Regions from separate parts of the Mus musculus genome. Here regions 2, 3 and 4 are each linked to region 1. Evidence: chromatin loops called from intact Hi-C (ENCODE). Cell type or tissue: left cerebral cortex. All regions are shown on one strand. Region 1 overlaps Trp73 (transformation related protein 73). Region 2 holds the start of Arhgef16 (Rho guanine nucleotide exchange factor (GEF) 16). Region 3 holds the start of Tprgl (transformation related protein 63 regulated like). Region 4 holds the start of Trp73 (transformation related protein 73).

Evidence for each region. Hi-C counts contacts between places; a loop is a spot of excess contacts. Peaks named below come from ENCODE experiments on the same cell type or tissue, not always from the same donor. Only the 100,000 strongest peaks of a DNase experiment are listed, where the experiment ranks them.
Region 2: it touches region 1 in a loop (3-fold over the local background); 11 of 42 quality-filtered maps call a loop at or near these places.
Region 3: it touches region 1 in a loop (4-fold over the local background); 12 of 42 quality-filtered maps call a loop at or near these places.
Region 4: it touches region 1 in a loop (2.6-fold over the local background); 9 of 42 quality-filtered maps call a loop at or near these places.

What each region holds. Positions count from the first base shown.
Region 1 is chr4:154,062,863-154,067,862 of GRCm38, reverse strand. Trp73 (transformation related protein 73) reads left to right here. Exons shown (of 14, transcript NM_011642.4): 5 at 100-286; 6 at 738-853; 7 at 3,116-3,225; 8 at 3,408-3,550; 9 at 3,890-3,978. Among named protein-coding and RNA genes, the nearest start is that of Ccdc27, 23 kb to the right of the region's middle. In left cerebral cortex, a CTCF peak has its summit at 2,294 (motif pointing left); DNase peaks (open chromatin) are centred at 2,283 and 2,674.
Region 2 is chr4:154,298,114-154,303,113 of GRCm38, reverse strand. Arhgef16 (Rho guanine nucleotide exchange factor (GEF) 16) reads left to right here and starts at 3,219. Exons shown (of 15, transcript NM_001112744.1): 1 at 3,219-3,289. It overlaps Gm52687 (predicted gene, 52687), which reads right to left and starts at 3,470. Exons shown (of 3, transcript NR_168682.1): 1 at 3,389-3,470; 2 at 2,639-2,924; 3 at 1,859-2,147. In left cerebral cortex, a CTCF peak has its summit at 1,307 (motif pointing right); DNase peaks (open chromatin) are centred at 1,310 and 2,984; H3K4me3 peaks cover 431 bases.
Region 3 is chr4:154,157,100-154,162,099 of GRCm38, reverse strand. It overlaps Tprgl (transformation related protein 63 regulated like), which reads left to right and starts at 1,416. Exons shown (of 4, transcript NM_026388.2): 1 at 1,416-1,745; 2 at 1,839-2,015; 3 at 2,678-2,831; 4 at 3,535-4,615. The coding sequence starts at 1,471. The coding sequence ends at 3,729. In left cerebral cortex, a CTCF peak has its summit at 2,883; DNase peaks (open chromatin) are centred at 1,335, 1,951, 2,886 and 3,918; H3K4me3 peaks cover 2,399 bases; H3K27ac peaks cover 1,906 bases.
Region 4 is chr4:154,139,691-154,144,690 of GRCm38, reverse strand. It overlaps Trp73 (transformation related protein 73), which reads left to right and starts at 4,816. Exons shown (of 14, transcript NM_011642.4): 1 at 4,816-4,868. It overlaps Wrap73 (WD repeat containing, antisense to Trp73), which reads right to left and starts at 2,319. Exons shown (of 12, transcript NM_021499.2): 1 at 2,178-2,319. The coding sequence starts at 2,246. In left cerebral cortex, a CTCF peak has its summit at 2,320; DNase peaks (open chromatin) are centred at 1,771, 2,369 and 3,133; H3K4me3 peaks cover 2,164 bases; H3K27ac peaks cover 615 bases.

The DNA.
Region 1 (5,000 bases):
ATCTGGAAGCAGGCCTCATCGGAGCGCTTGGGAAAGGGGTCTTGTGGAAGCATCCGGAACTGAGCTGCCATCTCAACCTGGCCCCCTTCTCTCCTCCAGTACTCCCCACTCTTGAAGAAGTTGTACTGTCAGATTGCTAAGACATGCCCCATCCAGATCAAAGTGTCCACACCACCACCCCCGGGCACGGCCATCCGGGCCATGCCTGTCTACAAGAAGGCAGAGCATGTGACCGACATTGTTAAGCGCTGCCCCAACCACGAGCTTGGAAGGGACTTCAATGAAGGTGAGCCCCCCCTCCCCCTCCCAGCTGTGGGACACTGACCAGAGGCATAGCTGAGAGATGTAGGCCAGTGAGCACAGCGGTAAGCTGCTCTCAACTCTCCCCTCACAGGAACCCACACCCTAGCCCTCTTTCCATTTCCTCAGCTCTGACTACAGTCCAAGAGGCTGATGGTCCAGCAAGGGTGTAGTCTGAGGGACCAGCTGACCTTGGAGAATCTTGTGAAGCATCCCTGCAGTGTCCCTGGTGAAGCCTGTGACACCCCCAGGGTCAGATTATCTGGGGACAGCTTCTGTCCCGCTCAAGGCCACCTAAATGAGGGTTGCACAGCTCTGAGCCTTGCCTGGGACTCTCACGGGGACAAGCCCTGTGGCCTCAGTTCTGCCACACGCCTGGTACAGGGGTATGGGATGGAAGATGGGCCCCTCTCTAAAGCTGTGTCCCCTCCTGGCAGGACAGTCTGCCCCGGCTAGCCACCTCATCCGTGTAGAAGGCAACAACCTCGCCCAGTACGTGGATGACCCTGTCACCGGAAGGCAGAGTGTGGTTGTGCCGTATGAACCCCCACAGGTAGGCGGGGTCCAGGCTGGGATACAAAGCCAACCTTACAGGGTGGGGTTCCCTGGGCCTCTGCTCTGACCTCAGCCTGCCTCTCAGGCCTTTTCCTGACAGTTCATTTCACTGTGGGCAGCGAGCTTGGGCCTGTGCTCAAGCCAACTTTAGCTCTCTGTCTCTCTGTCTGTCTCTCGTCTGTCTGTCTCTGTCTCTGTCTGTCTCTCGTCTGTCTGTCTGTCTGTCTGTCTGTCTGTCTCTGTCTCTCTCTGTCTCTGTCTCTCTCTCGCCTCAGCTATATAGCGAGGTATAGTTATATGACCTCCAACCTTTCAACCCTGCCCTCCCTGGAGGGTCTAATCTTCAATCTTCTTGCTTGTTTCTCTCAAGTACAGTCTTCTAGACATGGAAGAAAGAGTTCCCAGACATCTCAGGCTCCATTTGCAGGGACAAAAGCAAGCCAGCAAGCATGGGGTGGTGGGTAGAGGGTGGGCAATTCCATGTGTGGGGGGGTAGTGATCATGAAAGGCCTCCTAGACCAGGCTGGGGGAATCACAGAGGACGCCTACAGGAGATTGGAGCCGTGGAACACAGGCTCAGGAGAGTAGGGAAGACAGAGATGATCGGTCAGCCTTAAGAGGGCCTGTGTGCAGAGCCTCGGGAGAGTGGTGCCAGCTGGATGGAGGGTACAGTGGAGGTGACCAGACATGCTGCACACTGAGGTGCAGGGTGGATACGGAGGTTCAGGCTGGAGGCGAAGGGCTCAGACCACAGGTGAGGGCTCTAAGGGAGGGAACCAGGCTGGAGGTGGTGGTTGCCAAAAGTAGACAAGTGAAGGAAGACTGGAGGAGGCAGCTGTCCACTTTGACACCAGAAGAGTGTGTGGTCACCTTCTAGATCTGATATGAGCCCCAGTTGGGGCCAAAGGCAAGGTGAAGGGACTTCAGTACTGATGTGGGAGGTATCAGGGCGGAGACTCAGGAGGACTGGGGTTAGGTCTCATCTCTGACCCATCCTCTACCAAGCCCTGGGGTCCTGTGAGGCAGCTTTGAATGTCAGTGGGACAGGGCCCCATATACACACAGACACACACAGACAGACATACACATAGACACAGATTCACACACACAGACATACACAGAGACACACAGAGACATACACACCTACACACACACAGACACACACACACAGACAAACACACACACACACAGACACAAACTGAGAAACACATGGACAAACACAGAGACCCCACCCACCCACACCACACACACAGAAACAGGCAGAGACACACAGAACACAGAAACACACACACACACATACACACAGACACACACACACACACAGACACACAGACACACAGACACACACACCCCACAAGCATCCTCCCCTCTCATCAGAAAAAGCCTCACCAGCTCAGGCATGAGACACAACGTAGGTTTCTCTTGCCCTCTAGTGGTTGGCAGGTGTAAGTTCTGTGAAGGACTGGGGTTTATGGCGTTTGTACCCTAACCTTTGAAACTCCTTTCTGGGGATGGAGTCCCTTTCATTCCTCTGCCCAGATGAGTCCACAGTACTCATCACACACTTGACACAAAGGCTCACACACACCCACTCACATACAGCCCTGACATTTGACCTCTGCCTGTGTTAAGGAAGATGACTGCAGCAAGCACACCACAAACTCTGTACCTCCCCTAAGAGCTGAAACCAAGACTGAGCTCTCAGCCCAGAGCCAGCACAGGGCTGTGACGGCACAGATGGATCGGTGGGAGGGCGGGCAATCTCACGTGAGTGTAGATGGCTGAATGGATGGGTGAGTGAGTGGATGGGTGGGTAGGTAGGTGGGTGATAGTCAGGCACCACTGGGGGTGGGCAGGAGAGCAGGTGAGCAGGAGTGTAAGTGGGTGTATGGGTAGGCAAGTGAGCAGGTGTGTGGATGTATGTGTCAATGGATGAGAGGTTGACCGGCAAGTGAGTGGGGTAGGTGGATACGTGGGTGTGTAGACAGGCGTGTGAGCAGATGGATGGATGTGTAGACAGGCGTGTGAGCGGATGGATGGTTTGGTGGATGGTAGGTGGATAAGTGGCGAGATGGATGGATAAGTGCAAAGATGGGGTGGTTGGGTAGATAGATGGGTAGATGACCGTGAACCATACTGCAGCGTCCCTATGCCTCCTCAGAACCAGGGCCAGAGGTGGCAGCTACAAGTCCTTTTCTTAGAAGGTGGGCCCTGCATGCTGACTGATACTAAGCCCTTCCCCTGTCTCCCCTGTGGACAGGTGGGAACAGAATTTACCACCATCCTGTACAACTTCATGTGTAACAGCAGCTGTGTGGGGGGCATGAATCGGAGGCCCATCCTTGTCATCATCACCCTGGAGACCCGGGAGTGAGTCTGCCGTGGAAGGATGGTAGAGGTGGGGCCGTGGGGGGGCATGTCATGGACACAGGGAGGGCTTGCTCTCCTCGGTGGGCATTCAGCTTCAAGGCCAGTCACGAGGGGTCTGCGGGAGTTGGGCAGGGTCAAGAGTGGTCTCTTGAGCTCACAGCCACGCTGTGCCGACCCAACAGTGGACAGGTCCTGGGCCGCCGGTCTTTCGAGGGTCGCATCTGTGCCTGTCCTGGCCGTGACCGCAAAGCTGATGAAGACCATTACCGGGAGCAACAGGCTCTGAATGAAAGTACCACCAAAAATGGAGCTGCCAGCAAACGTGGTGAGTGGGGCTCTGGGTCAGGGTATGGGCGGAGGGTGGAGTTGGATGCACCTGAGTGTGGGGAGTACCTGCTCCAAAGGTGCCAAGCATAGCTTCATCCAAAGATGGATCTGGGTCTGAATGGCTGAGGCTGGGAAGCCTCTCCAGGCGGGACAGGGCGAATGTGGCCCAAGACATCTCACTTGTCTATGCTCTGAGGCTAGGAGCATGTGGGACCCTGGTCCAGCTCCTTCCAGCCTAGGTTTGCCCTGTGTGCACACCACACCCATGGCAGGTGTTCACCTGGGCATCTCAGTCTTTGCTCTCTGGCTCATTTATCTTTCCCGACCTGCCTTCTAGCATTCAAGCAGAGCCCCCCTGCCATCCCTGCCCTGGGTACCAACGTGAAGAAGAGACGCCACGGGGACGAGGACATGTTCTACATGCACGTGAGTGGGCTGGGAGGGCAGGTCTGTGTGTTCCCATCACCCAAGATCCCAGGCTGGGGAAGTACAGATGTCACCAGAGATGGGCAAGGGTGGCATGCTGACACCTGAGGATTGAAACTGTGGCCCTGAAGGAGGTGGGGTTCAAAGGAGGCTCTGTTTAGAGTCAGACCCTGAACTCACTGAGTGTGAACATGCCAGCCAAGTCAGCTGTGCATCAAGGAGACCTAAGGGCACCCTTTATAATGGAGACCCCCAGGGTGGAGTTTCAGTAGGAACCCATGATCCTATAGGGTTCAGCCTGTGTTTAAATCCATGGTCCTATAGGGTTCAGCCTGTGTTTAAATCCATGGTCCTATAGGGTATAGCCTATGTTTAAATCCATGGTCCTATAGGGTACAGCCTGTGTTTAAATCCATGGTCCTATAAGGTATAGCCTATGTTTAAATCCATGGACCTATGGGGTATAGCCTATGTTTAAATCCATGGTCCTATAGGGTATAGCTTGTGTTTAAATCCATGGACCTATAGGGTATAGCTTGTGTTTAAATCCATGGTCCTATAGGGTATAGCTTGTGTTTAAATCCATGGTCCTATAGGGTATAGCCTGTGTTTAAATCCATGGTCCTATAGGGTACAGCCTGTGTTTAAATCCATGGTCCTATAAGGTATAGCCTATGTTTAAATCCATGGACCTATGGGGTATAGCCTATGTTTAAATCCATGGTCCTATAGGGTATAGCTTGTGTTTAACTCCATGGACCTATAGGGTATAGCTTGTGTTTAAATCCATGGTCCTATAGGGTATAGCCTGTGTTTAAATCCATGGTTGTATAGGGTATAGCCTGTGTTTAAATCAATAGTTCTATAGGGTATCAGCCTACATGGCTCGATGTGACTGTGGTACCAATCCCAGTGGTAAGATCATGGTGCACTCCGAAAGAGTGCTATTTCCTTGCCTGTGAGTCCTCCTTTAAGACTTAGAGCTGTTATAACTTAGAGCCTCTTAGCAGGGAAGAATAAAC
Region 2 (5,000 bases), 240 kb before region 1:
TGAACCTGGACAAGGAAACCCAACAGGAGGAAAAGAGCCCTGAGAGCAAGTAAAGGACACACCAGCTCTCACAGAAGCCCCATAGAAACACCAAGCTAAACAGCCAGAACACATACACAGAGCGCCTGGTGCAGTCTCCTGCAGGCTCTGCGCTTGCAGCTTCAGTCTCTGTGAGCCCTTGTGAGCATTGCTTAGCTGACTCGGTGGGCCCTATTTTCCTGGTGCTCTCCATCCCCTCTGACTCCTACAGTCTTTACCCCACTCTCTCACAGGACTTCCACGCTCTGAGGAAGGGGCCCTGTGGAGACCTCCAATCTCCCCGTGTAATGTCTGGCTGTGGATCTCTGCATCCACTCCCATCTGCTGCTGGAGGAAGCCTCTTTGATGATGACTGGACAAAACACTGTGTCCTTTTCCACATCCTTGTCCTGCTTGCCCTTCCTGAGCCTCCAGTCACACAGGTTAGATAGTCCAACACCGTCTCCCTTTGGCTTTTTCACTACACTTTAGATTGCTCTTTTTATTTCATTAGATTCCTGGACAGAGCTGGGTACAGCTTGGCAGCAGAGCCTTTAGCATGCACAGGGACTAGGAGTTAGATCTCTGGCAGGCAGGCAGGCAGACAGACAGGGATAGACACAGAAAGAGGATTACAGGCTTCTTCCTTGCCCTCAAGACCTGAAACAGAAGGCCTGGCAGCTTGAGACAAAGGCATGCAAGTCTTTTCCTAAAGAAAGAAAGGTGTCCCCAATTCCAGCCTAGCACCCCCTTTAAAAAACCAATAGTCCTCCAGGAGAAGGTTAGACTTTGACATCTGAGTCCCACACCCGCAGTGTGTTTTGCAAGGGGGGAGGGCTTTCTCTGTGTGTGCCTTGCTATGTGCATTTCTGCTCCCCTGGCCTGTTTTGCAGGGGGCCTTTCTCTGTCCCTACCTTGCATTTCTGTTAGGCATAGTGCTGATACCTTTCGTTCCAGCACTTTCAAGGCAGAAGCAGCCAGGTCTCTATGAGTTTAAGCCAACTTGGTATGCATAGTGATTTCAGGCCAGCCTGGGCTACACAGTGAGACCCTGCTCCTAGAAAAAAAGGAGGGGGGGTGTTTTTCATCTGTTGATTCTGCCTGCAGAGTCTGCGTTTTCCCCTGATGTTAACTGTCTTGTGTTTGAGGGTCCCCCCCCCCGTCTTTTAATTCTTTAGAAGTCAGATACTAAGGGGGGCAGGGCGTGATGAGACCTTGCCAAGCAAGAGCTGACATGCTGCAAACTGAGGATGGGCTTGGTGGGGTGCAATACCTCATAATGGCCTCAAGGGGTCAGCAACAAGTCGCCTTTCCCAGGAGCAGTCTACCGCAGACAGCTGAGACCCAGAGAGTTCTGGGTCCCAGGTCTCAGTCCACAGGTCACTCTGAGCTCCTCTCCTCCATCCAGTGTGACTGACGCCCATTTGAGCCTGGATCTGTGGCCAACTCGTGCCCTGCCCAGAAGATATCACACCGGAAAGAGCAGAGGAACCACCCAGCTTCGGGGCTGAGGTTGGAAGCATAGGAAGACCAGGGCACAGGCAGTAAGTAGCTAGACAGGAGTGTCACCAGGGCATACAACCCCACACTGTTGGCCAAGAAAGTGAAAGTGCCAACCCAGAGTCTCCGGCATCACCTCTGTCAGAGCAAGCTCTGGGGCTACACTGCATGAACCGTGTGTGAGGGCCGTGGTGTGAGGTCACAGCTCTTTCCTGAAAAACAGATGACAGAGGTGGGTCAGGATGGGGACTAGTACTGGCTGTGTCTCAGGACCTCGGGTTACACCCAGGTCATGTCCCTGTCACGCACAGCCTAGTGAGCCAGGCAGAGCAAGCCACAGTGAGAGGCAGCTGTTTTTATTTTAATATTTACTTATTTATTTATTATATGTAAGTACACTGTAGCTGTCTTCAGACACTCCAGAAGAGAGCATCAGATTTTGTTACGGTTGGTTGTGAGCCACCATGTGGTTGCTGGGATTTGAACTCAGGACCTTTGGAAGAACAGTCGGCGCTCTTAACTGCTGAGCCATTTCATCAGCCCGAGAGGTGGCTGTTTTAACAGATACGGTCTCTCTTCTTGTCCCAGAGTGGTTGAGGTTCTGCTCTGATGGCCATGCCCTGAGGGGTCTTGGGGATAACAAACCATCTGAATACAATGTTGCATCATCAAAAAAAAAAAGAAAAAGAAAAAAATAGCTGTAATGGTGTCTGCCTGTAACCCCAGCTCCCAGGAACCTGGGACAGCCTGGGGAAGGTGAGTCTGGACTAAACATACCTGGCAGAGTCAGGATGGTCAGGGCCGTGTCAGCCCAGTCCTGACCCCCCTGCCTTTAAGAGGACCCCACTCTCCAATGGGAACTGGGCACTTCCAGCCTCCGCCTCCAATCCACCCTGCTCTGTGTTCTCTGTGCCTCCGCCTCAGGCTACCCTCCTGGACGTGTTCCCTCGTTTCTTGGCTCTTACACTCACTATGCCTCTTGCCTACCCTCCTCTTCTCACCTTGATCAGAGCCACCCTTGGGATCTCAGGTTTGATTAGCACTTCGGAGGGCAATGGTGCAGACCCCATCCTTTTCCACATGAGGAGCCTGACCCCCTAAACATGGGGGTCGTTATTACCTCCTCATTCTTGAGGACACTACATAGACTTGGTAGCTGTTTTCCTGAGATCTGGAGACTCGCGGCCAGATCTGTGTGGCTAGCAGAATTTCCAGCCTTCAGAGTTCTCAGTAAAATGAGGTTGTGGTGGATAGGTTAAACCATGAAAGGTGTTCTGGGAGATCCTGGCCAGGGCTGCCATGAAGCAGCCAGCTGCAAAGAATGCAGAGGGCGGGGCTTTCTTTCAACAAACAGGTTCCCGCAGGCCCGGGATTTCTCCGAAGGCTTCCTGGAGGAGGCGGCGGACCTGGGAGTGAGGCACAGAAGGAAGCGGGCGTAGGAGCGGGAGGGAGGGTAGACAGTACCCGAGGGCGGACTCCCGCCCGAACCACCAGACGGGTCACGTGAACGCAGGCGGACCCAGGTAGAGCGGTGACGCAGCCGGCGCGGCCAGGTGAGGCGGTGGTGGTGCAGCAGGTGCCCAGGGCGCGTCCCGCCCTCCGGCCGCGCAGCCGCTGGCGGAGCCCACCTGGCCCCGGCTCCGCCCGACCGCTCGCCCGACCGCCCACCGCGCAGGAAGTAGAGAGGGCGGGACCGGCCGGCCCCGGGACGCGGGGACCCAGCGGCACTGCAGGCTACACCCTCCCGGCCGACCCTCGGTTGCGCGCACAGGTGAGTCTGGGGACTGGAGAGTCAGCCAAGGGGAAGACCACCTGGGGCGCCCGGAGCACCTCTGCTCCATTCCCCTCTCCGCTCCCGCCCCTCCTGTACCTCGGCGACTTCATCGCGCCCCGCCCTCTCTCTTGGGCTGAAAGCCGGGGATCTGGAGCCTAGCTGCCCTGAGCCACAGTCCAAGGGACACTTTGCAGTGGACCTGGTTAGACACTTGAACGCAGAGACTCCTGGGAAGTCCCGGGAGGGGGGGGCGTGGAAGTGACTCTTCCGGGAGCTAGAAAGACGATCTGTTTAGATAGGCTGAGTGGCCTGACCCCCTCGTGCCCTTATCCCACCTTGGTGGCTTTGGTGTCTAGTCCTCTAGCCAGGCTCCGCAGTGCCTTCCAGAGGGAGAGGGCTGTCCCAGAAAGCAGAGGGCGGCACTTATAGACTGGACGGTGGTGAGCACCTGTCCCCAACCCACTACCTTGGTTCCCATATCTGTAAATAAGGAGCAGAGATCTATTTTGAGGTTGAGCGAGAAAGATGAATTTGGGCATGGGCCTGGTCCCAGGGGCCGAGATCTGAGTTGGTAGCCACCAAGATGAGATTTTAGCGGCCTCCACATCATGCCTGGAGCCCAGACAGGATTTGGTAGCTCCTAAGTAGATGCTTGGGTGTGTTTGTCACTTGAGTGACCAGCTGCAGGGTCCCAGGTACTGTGTGGAGCCATTCGTGACTGCATGCCAGTATGCCCTGATAGCAATGGCTCCCTACCCAGGTGTGTGGGCACCAAGCTTGAAAGTTGCTGTTTGTGGATTCAGGCAAGCTGCTCCAGCCTCCGGGCCTTGAGCCTCTGGGCCTCTGTTTATCCATCAGAGTTCATTGATTGAATGCACCTCTGCTGTGTTCCCTTCTGGGGACAGACCCTTCTTTCTGCCCATGGTCCAGAGAGAAGCCTCGGACCATGCGCTCACAGCACGGCCTGAGAGAGGGAAGGGTCTCAGGGCTTTGAAAAAGTAAAGACTCAGCCAGAGAACAGGGTGTCGAGAGCTAGGTAGAGGCTCCCTGCCACCCTTCTCCAAACACCTAAAGCTAGAAATCTCTGGTTAGTTGGTTTGTTTTTTAAGATATATTTATTGTATGTATTTAAGTGTTGTGCCTGTGTGTATGTATGTATGTATGTGCGCCACAGGCATGTCATGCCTGGTGCCCATGGAAGTCTTAAGAGGTCATTGGATTCCCCAGGGGTTATGAGGAGTTACAGATAGTTATGAGCTAGCATGTGGGTGCTGGGACTTGAACCCAGGGCGTCTGCAAGAGCAGTTGGAGCTCTTTTCTGTTGAGCCATCTCTCCAGCCCAGTAGCAAGAAACTTGTTAGTGTTAAGAGTTATTCTGGAGCCGGGCGTGGTGGCGCATGCCTTTAATCCCAGCACTCGGGAGGCAGAGGCAGGTGGATTTCTGAGTTCGAGGCCAGCCTGGTCTACAGAGTGAGTTCCAGGATCAGCCAGGAGTATACAGAGAAACCCTGTCTCAAAAAAAAAAAAAAAAAAAAAAGTTATTCCGGGAAGTTGTCTCCAGCGAGACACCTCCCACAGGGCGCGCCTTCTTCACCCTCGCGCAAGGAAGCTGAGTCCACAGAGGTGAGGCAGCAGCATGAAGTTCCCATAGCTTGTCTCTGCAGACAGACAGGCCGGTGCGCTCCGCGGAAGATGTTGGCGGCCTTTC
Region 3 (5,000 bases), 94 kb before region 1:
CTCCTTGATTTTTTTTTTTTTTTTTTTTGGTTTTTTTCGAGACAGGGTTTCTCTGTGTAGCCCTGGCTGTCCTGGAACTCACTATGTAGACCAGGCTGGCCTGGAACTCAGAAATCTGCCTGCCTCTGCCTCCCGAGTGCTGGGATTAAAGGCGTGCGCCACCACGCCCGGCGCAGCCAGTGTTCTTAACTGCTGAGCCACCTCTCCATCCCTGGCTTATTGCCTTATATGCACTTATCTATTCATCTCCCCTTTCTCTGTCAGCTTTCAGCACACTCTTCACATCCACAGCGGTCTCAGGAACCTCTGTGGGAATTCACGTCATCGTGGCTGCTCCCACCAGTGTCCCGGAGACCTCATTGGACTGGATTCTCTGACGAAGCCACACTGTAAAAGGTCCAGCAGGCTAAGGAGCCCTCACAACGGTCAGGAGACAGACTACAGGCCTGAGCTGTATCTTGGGCTGTCATTCACTGATGAGTCTAACCTATGTCTTGGTGACTGTTAGAAAAGACTTTTGGGCCACACTATCATAGCGGTCCATTAGCTCCATCAACCCAGGCACACTGCTGGCACCCCCGTGGGAGCAGGAACTCAGGGACATCTCGCATGGCTTCTGTCCCAGGGAGAAGCTGCAGGGCCCAAGAGCATCCTACGGCGTTTCCTTCCAACTCCCCCCACCCCCCGCCCCAGCAGCACTCTTCGGTGACATGGTAGCTTACTTGTGCGTATCATGCCCAATATAAAGAACCCTCTGACAGCCACCTCTGACCTGCACACACTCCTATCTCCAGTGTGCACACACCCTATAAACCCACACTCCCAAGGTGACCACGCCCAAGGAGTGCAGCACACTCCTGAGAAGCCTCTATCTGAGGTGCCCCGACACAGTGTCCACAATCCTCAGACGCGCACACACCCATTCCCACGCTTTCACAATCCTCAGACGCGCACACACCCATGCCCACACTTTCACACTCCCCAGGCATGCACACCTCCTAAGTGCGCCGCACACCTCCGCCCGAAGTGCACCGTAAGCCCGAAGGTGAAGGGCACGGAGCCAAGCGAGGACACACTGTCGGGGCAACGCCCTACGCACGAGCCCCCAAGTGCCCCCTTCCGCGCGAGTCCATGGCGTCCCTTTCCCCGTTCTCAGCCAGGAACCCCCGACCGGCATTTTTTTTTTTTTTAACTCGCCCTTCCTGTAAACAGGAAGTGGCTCCGCGCGTGGCGGCAGCTTCCGGCCCAGGAGGGGCCGCCGTAATCATGAACGGCAGCACTTTAGACCCAATTGCAGAAGACAGCTTAGGGGAAAGCCAATCGCGAGACGCAGTCGACGGAGCTGGAGGCGGGTCCGGAAGGCGGGCTCTGCAGGACTCAACCAATCACAAGGCGAACGAGGGAGGGCGGGGCGCGGCCGGGCGGACGCCGGGGCGGCGGCCGTCGGTGGAGGCTGCCGGTGGCGGCGCGATGCTGCAGCTGCGGGACACGGTGGACTCGGCGGGCACGAGCCCCACGGCGGTGCTGGCGGCCGGCGAGGACGCGGGTGCGGGCCGGCCTGGGGCGGGCACACCGCTGCGCCAGACGTTGTGGCCGCTGAACGTCCACGACCCTACACGCCGCGCCCGCGTCAAGGAGTACTTCGTGTTCCGGCCCGGCACCATCGAGCAGGCGGTCGAGGAGATCCGCGCCGTGGTACGGCCCGTGGAGGACGGCGAGATCCAGGGGGTGTGGCTGCTGACCGAGTAAGCCGGCGCGAGGGGACTGCGGGGACACTGGGCGGGGGCGGGCGGGGGCAGGCGGGGCTCTTGGTGATGGGCGGCCCCTCTCCTCTCCAGGGTGGACCACTGGAACAACGAGAAGGAGCGGCTGGTGCTGGTCACCGACCAGTCGCTGCTCATCTGCAAATATGACTTCATCAGCCTTCAGTGCCAGCAGGTGGTCAGGGTGGCGCTCAGCGCGGTAGACACCATCTCCTGTGGAGAATTCCAGTTTCCTCCGAAGTCGCTCAACAAGTAGGTGCACCAGCGCACTACACGGCAGGGCCCCAGCGGATCCTGTAAGTGGTATTGACCCACTCTCTTGTGAGGTAAAGGTCTCATCTTGAAGAACCAGTGGAAAGGACCTTTAAGTAGAGGCTGGTGATTTCCGGGTTGCTCAGTACCTCCTTGAAAGGGATGCTGGCACAGTCGGCCACTCTGTCCCCACTAAAAACCATTCATTTAAATACCGTTAAGATACATGGAATCAGAGCCCACTGTCATAAGCTATGTAGGGAGTCTGGGAGTTTTAACTCCAGCAGGAGGGAGACACAGGGCATGTGCTCAGTATTACTAAAAATTCGATACATCGCAAAACACCTAACAGCCTTCAGAGACTGGTTGGCTTGCTATAAAAGAATTATTTGACTAGGGACTCCAGGAAGCTAATGGCTACTAACTTAAGCATCATTCAGTAACATTAAGAACAAACACGGCCATAATTAGGCCAGGTTGGACTGTGTGCCGGTTTCATAGGCTGCAAAGGAGGCTCATTAACTTGTTACGCTTTGGAAGTGTGTGAAGCTGTTAGTGGAGGCCATTGTTACACTAGGTCACAGGTTCCCCAGCCATCCCTGATACTGAATGCAATGTTGTATTCCTGTGGTAAGCAAGGCTTTCTCCCCCTCCCCCATCAGGAGAGAAGGCTTTGGGGTTCGCATTCAGTGGGACAAGCAGAGCCGCCCTTCCTTCATCAACAGATGGAACCCCTGGTCTACAAACATGCCCTATGCCACCTTCATAGAACACCCAATGGCTGGCATGGACGAGAAGACAGCGTCTCTGTGCCATGTAAGCAGGCCAAGGCCACTGTCAGTGTGAACCCTGGAGGTGCAGTTCCACAGTAGGAAGCTAGGTGGTGCTGTTTAAGAACAGAGTCACCATCCCATTGCAGGATGCTCAGTCTGGACTGGGTGGGTGAGCGAGCATGGGAAAAGCCCACAGTACTGGCGGGGCTTGGCAGGTGCTGCTGGTGACACAGGTACTCTGGAAGTTCCCAGGAGAGGTGCTGAGGGAGCGCTGAGCATTCTGCACAGTTAGAGTAGGGCTGAGAAAGCCCTGTCACTTGGTGACATCATAGTCCTCATGAATTCCTCCATCTGTGATGCTACCTGTCAGTCAGTGCACAGCACACCAGTGCAGGCAGCGTGTGCAATTACAGCATCACCTGCTTAGTGAGGTGCACTCCAGAGCATGTGCGTCTGTAAAAAAGATTTTCCACCTGTTGGCACTGGCAGTACCTTGTCTCAGGCTGCCGAATCTCCTGACTGCATCTTTAGAGATAGACTGGTACTCTCTAGGTTGGACTTAAGGCAGGTCCCTTCATGATGTTTGTACATGATGAACCACCTGATGACACAGCTCATAGGGCCCAACCTGTCATTGGTGATGTCATCACTATGTGGTATTTGGGAGGATTTGAACTCAGAATCCTCGTTTCCCAGTACTGCTGTCTTGGCATGAGGTTAAGGCTCCATGTTTATTCTCTTCAAAGTTGGAAAGCTTCAAGGCTCTCCTGATCCAAGCTGTCAAGAAGGCCCAGAAGGAGAGCCCACTGCCAGGGCAGGCGAATACCGTGCTGGTGCTGGAGCGCCCCCTCCTCATCGAGACCTACGTGGGGCTCATGTCCTTCATCAACAATGAAGCCAAGCTGGGCTACTCCATGACCAGGGGCAAGATAGGCTTCTAGACAGCTGCGTCCCGGAAACCAAGGTGGTGGGGACTCCCTGTGCCACCTCATGCCACCCACTGGCTGGAGGGAAGGAGGGCATGTATCCGATTAGAATAGTCAAGTGGATTATGTATATTTAGTTGGATATTGGACATCTTGGCAACACAATCTTACAAAGGCAGATTCAGCTGCCCCCATACCACTGTGTTCCTTCTGTAACGCCACGTTCTCCCTCCAGCATGCCGAGCACAATGTCCACCCACTTGTGCTGTGTAGACTGTTGCATACAGCTGAGTACAGTGAGCGGCTTCTGCACATATTTAACTCTCCCTATATATTAACTCTCAAGTGCTGTATTTTAAAATTCAGCCCGTTTTTTAAAAAAGCTAAATACAGTAGCAGCCAGCAGCCAGTCACTAAGAAAGACAGTCTGCCTGGCAGCTCCTGGTGAACCTGCCTTTCTGTGAATGTGTCTGACTTAGAATCACACTTTATAAATTAATCCAGGTTGTGTTAATACAGCAGTTTTCCTAGGCCCAAAAGGTTACTCTCATAACATAAGCTAGCCCCTTCCGGAAGTCATGGTGGTGGGTTTCTATCATCCTGTCTCTGTTTAAAAGGGACTGAATAGTTGGGTTTTAAAAGTGCATGCTATAAACAGACGAGCATCCTAGAGCTCACTGAGCACTGCTGAGCTTTGACACGCCAGCCACACACAGCTTGCTGCTGTCGTTCTAGCCTTGCCAGTGCACTGTAGATGCTGGCCTGTCACTCTATACCTCTCGCTTTAGTTAACCGGCATGGATGTGACCGGAATGCCATGGCCTATCCAAGAGGAAAGGTGACCTCAGATGCACCTGTTTTCAGCCTGTGCTTTTGTTCTAGTAAAGACATTTAAACCAAATGGAGTTGCTCCTTTTTGAAGTTATTGTCACAGAATCAGGAGTGCCAAAGACTGTCTTGAGGACTGAAGTCTGGCTGACTGAGGACCCTTGTGAGCATGGTCCTCTTTACAGAAACTCAGATACACAAGTGTGCAGTCCTGGTGGGAACCCTGGTCACCAGTACAGACATACTGGTCTGTCTGCTTTCAAGGCACTTACTAGAGATAGAGAGGTTTGGGTGGGCTGAGCTCTTCCACTCTACCAGGCAGTGACCCAGGCCTCTCTGCAGAATTCACTTGTAAGGCCAGAGACCTGCCCAACTGTTGTGGGATTTACAGCTCACACGGGGACAGGCACAGGTGCGGGGCACTTCTGAGTACATCCAGCTGCAGGAGGGCTGGCCAG
Region 4 (5,000 bases), 77 kb before region 1:
GAAACTGTCTCAAAAAGCCTGTGTGTGTGTGTGTGTGTGTGTGTGTGTGTGTATTTTTTTACTACTTGGGAGTGATGGTGCACACTTGTAATCACTGTACTAGGGAGGTGCTCAACTACTTTCTGAGTCTGAGGCCAGCTTTGCATATTATGCCATTGTCTAAAAGCCAAAAACTTGCACTTGCCTCAGAAACAGGTTTGGATGCACAGAAGCCACATAAAACTGTGTTAATCCTAAAAACTGTTTAAAATCCTAGTTTCTATGAGGAGGCAGAGGGGAGGCAGAGGGGAGGCTGAGGCAGGTACATGTGGGCCAGCTAGCCTGCTTTATGCAGTGAAGAGCAAGAGACCTTGTCTCAAACAAGGTGGAAGGTAAGGAATAACACTGGGGGTTGTCCTCTGCCCTCTACACGTGTGTTGTAGCATCTCTCTGTTTCTATCTCTGTCTCTCTGTCTCTGTCTCTGTCTCTCTCTCTCTCTCACTCACACACACACACACACACACACAGACTCTTTTTTTTTTAATGAAGCCACATTTGTCTTCTGTGGAAAGAGAGCAAGAGGGCAAGTGCAGATCAGAAGGAGGACCTATCAAAGGGCTTGTGTTCTCACATTAGAGTTTGGTGAGCAGTAACCTGTTACAATGGATTCCTTAGGAATCACTTAAGACACCAACACTGGAAACATGGACTCGCTCTGCTCAGGATTTAGGACAAAACTTGAAAGAAACAATTATTAAGAGCTCCACGATATTTTGATGAGCGGCAAGCACAAATATCAGCTAACCCAAATGCAACTTCTTTGCTGTTCACTGAGACTTTCAGAACCGTAAAGCAACCTTAGTCTCTGGAGGCACTTGGAAAAAGGTAAAATGTATCAATGTGTGCGAGGCTGATGGTCTCCTCCCACCTTTACGTGGGTTCCCGAGCCGGAGCTCAAGTCCTCGGGCTTGCATGGCAGTACCTTTCCCTGCTAAGCAGGTCCTACCCTGACACTTCCTACATTGTTAGGATGATGTGTATAAGGAGGGTAAAGGATGTCTCAAAAGCCTGGACAAACACAGCAGGGGTGTGAACTGAGAATCAAGACAGCCAGGCATGGTGGCATGCTCCGTTAATCCCAGCACTCAGGAGACAAGGGGCAGATCTTTGAGTTCAAGGCCAACCTGGTCAGAGCTACAGAGAAACCCTGTCAATCAGTCAATCAATCAATCAATGGTATCAGTCAGTTAAAAAGAGAATGATAGATTAATCAAAGAAAACTTGTTAAAAATTAGGATTGCATTTGTATGTGAGAAGGGTCAGGCACTAGTTACGGCTTATGTGGAGGCCAGAGGACAACATGCAGGAGACAGTTCTCTCCTTCCATTAAGTGGGTCCTAGAGCTGGGACTCAGGTCATCAGGTTTGGTGGCAGGTACCGTTACTAGCCAAGCTACCCGACTGGCACGGAACCACAGTTTTTTAAAATAAGACTTGAGTTTTCCCTGATGGCTTCCTAACGTCAGCCTTCTACAAATGCACAATGGTCATGTTGGCGTACCTTGAAACACCCATCTGAACACTATTCTGCCACCCAAAGAATAGACAGCTAACATCCAACCCTGGCAATGAAAGCTAGTTATTTAAACCATTTGCTTATGACGAGTTTCACAAAGGAGGGCCCCGTTTAACCAGCTCGCTCACAGAAAACATACAAAATAGCAATGAGCTGCCATCCCCTGTGCCCTCAAATGTGTGAAAGCAGAGTCATCTTATCCAACTTTGATGAAGGGAAACTGGAGCCGGGAGCCTGGCACCCACCCAGCCCTGGCCACCTGCTCCAAGACCTCCTTCCTAACCCTGACCACCTGCCAGAATAGCAACCCCAACTCCATCCCCACTCTGCTCCACGTCCTCTTTCTCCACCCTGGTCACCTGCCAGGATCCCCCAGCCTGGCTGGCCTGGATCCCTCTTCGGCTTCAGGTTCGTTCTCTCTAATCATCTGGTTCTCCCTCATCTGGGCTGAAACCCCTCTGCCTGCCTCCCTCTCCCACCTCCCACCCCGCCCCCTAAGTCCAGCCTGAGTCCCCGCGGCCGCCCGGCTCGGGCCCCCTTCCCGCCCCCCTTCGGCCCGCCCCGGCCCCGTGCACAAGTCGCGCGCCCACACTTAGGTTCCGCCCAGCGCGCCGCAGCTCACCAGGTACTTGCCGTCCGGGGAGAACCTGCAGAGCAGGCCCGAGAGCTTGAATGACTCCGAGAAGTTCATGGCCACGGCCAGCCCGGGCCAGCCCGGCTCCGAAGTACCTCCCGCAACCGCCCCAGGCAGCGGCCGGAAGTACAGGGGCGGAAGCGAGCAGCAGCCAATGGGAGCCTCAAGCGGCCGCGCGGCATTGTGGGGCGGGAAGTCCGAGTTTGAGTCTTAAAGGGGCTGAGCGCCTTTGCGCTATAGCGGATCTCCCTGCAAATCCCGAAACGGAAGGCTGAATTCTGACTTCAGATAAATCACAAAATAAATATGTTCCCAAAAGTTACCCGGGGCATACTTAGACTAAAAGACTCCCTTATCTGAAATTCAGGTTGTAACTAGACCTCTGTACTTGTGAACATACATTTATTTACATGTAAATGCGTATTTATGTGTAAGTATATAGTCGTATTTCGATACACCTCTTTAGTAGATAACAAATTTTTTGTTACAGGAGCTGAGAGTGCGGTTCTATTGGCAAAATGATTGCTTAGCATATATGAAACCCAGGTTTTGGTCCGCAGCATCGCATAAACCCCGCACGATGGTTTGCATTAAAAAAAAAAAAAAAATCCTACACCTGAAACCAGAGACGCAGATGTTCAGGGCATCCTTCGCTACCTATAGAGTTGGAGGCTATGCAGGGCTGCGTGAGACCCTTTCTCAAACAGAACAAAGCAAAGTATTTTCCACGTATAAGTATAAATATAGGTTTGCTTTGAGGTTTTCCTGAGAGCGACCACCTGCAGCGTGACCTCGTGACGTTCAAGTGCTTCTCAGGTCTGTGGCGGAACGAATTCGAAGGCATGTGGATCTCGTGGGTCGCCTCACCTTTTTGGAGGTTCTAGTTAGAGTGTGGACTTGATTCAGAGGTGTGGCTCGGTACCCGGGACGGCAGCCTCGGTGGGCACGTAGAATACAGCACCAACTGGACTTCAGACCAGGATCGCTCCCCAAAGCGCTCTGCTCCCTCCCTCGCGCAGCACCCCGCGTCCTGTGCCCCACAAGGCTCCCCATTCCGGTGTCATTCGGGAGGTTGGATGTTCCTGTCTGCACCCAAAGCTTCAGAGGATCACTTAAGGCTCAGCCACTGCCTTTGGAGCTAAGTTCCGAATTCTGAAAGACCGGAATCTAGTATTGCTCGGTCCAGCTCATAGCTCCCAGTCTCTTCCGCACCGCTGCATCTAATTTCCACGAATGAATGAATGAATGAATGAATGAATGAATGAATGGCGGTGCTTGCACCATTCGGAGAGGATCTGCAGAGTGCGCGGCCAGCGTCCTGGCATTTTCTGTTCCCAACCAGTCCCAAACTCTTGCTTGGTATTCATCTTTGTCTCTAATCTGCAGCTCGCAAATAATTACTCCTCGTAGCTATTGGCCTAACACCAGGTCAGGCTTTCGAGTTCGAGAGAGATTCGGTCTGCTCCAACCCACCTCCCTTGCAACGCCACTAGCTGCACTAAAGCGACTTCCAGGGCATGTGGGAACACCTTGGGCAAGGACCACTCTGCAGTGCCACTAAGGGGTCCCACAAGGACCCAACTCCTTCTGTGCGCCAGACTACGGGTCTGCGTGGTAGATGAGGGCACCGGAGACCGCTCACTTGCCCAGAGGGGAGATGGCGGGTGGTGAAGAAGACTTCTTGAGCCAGAGAAGAGTCCCCTGACTAACTCCGAGCCGCTCTATGTGCACAGTTTGTGGGCATCCGTTGGGCATCGCCTAGCACACCAATCCAAGGAAAGACTCTGATACCCTGGGCTAGGAAACCCGGACTGCAGGCCGTGGCCCCCGGGGTGTGTAGGTATCAGGAGGCGCAACTTCTGGCTGGACTTTGAAGAGTCCAACCCAGAGGGTCTGCGCTCGACCCTCTTTCCAGGCGGGCTGTGGTCTCTGCCAGGCAAATCGAGGGGGGCTTCGAGCCGTTCTCAGAGACGGAACCCCGCTGGTGCTGGCCGAACGACAACGGTTCTCCTCCGGGGCTTTCAATGTTCAGTTTCAGTCGGTCCTCTCGGTTTTCTCAGGCCGGGGCGAGCCCTGGAAGAGGCGCAGCCACCCCGCTGAGGGCACTCCTGAGCCCCTGGGTTGCAGGCTTAGGACAGTAAGGGCAGCGAGGGGGATCGGGGTAGATGGGCATCTGGGGAGAAGGCGGAGGAGAGAGTCAGAGGGAGTACAGGGCGTCGGGCGCCCTGTGTCCACCCCCTCGGCGCCTGCGCACCCTTCCTGGCGCCCTGAGCCCCGCCAAAGGTCGCGGTCCGGTCCCGCTTCGACCAAGACTCCGGCTACCAGCTTGCGGGCCCCGCGGAGGAGGAGACCCCGCTGGGGCTAGCTGGGCGACGCGCGCCAAGCGGCGGCGGGAAGGAGGCGGGAGGAGCGGGGCCCAGACCCCGACTCGGGCAGAGCCAGCTGGGGAGGCGGGGCGCGCGTGGGAGCCAGGGGCCCGGGTGGCCGGCCCTCCTCCCGCCACGGCTGAGTGCCCGCGCTGCCTTCCCGCCGGTCCGCCAAGAAAGGCGCTAAGCCTGCGGCAGTCCCCTCGCCGCCGCCTCCCTGCTCCGCACCCTTATAACCCGCCGTCCCGCATCCAGGCGAGGAGGCAACGCTGCAGCCCAGCCCTCGCCGACGCCGACGCCCGGCCCGGAGCAGGTAGGCAGCTCTGGGACCCGAGCTAGGGCCAGGTATTTCGCACGAGGCTCCGAGGCTGGAGTTCGGGTGTGCGGCTGCCCGGGTGCTAGCCGAGTGAACGGCCCCAGGGACTCCGCGTCAGTGGCAGGAGGG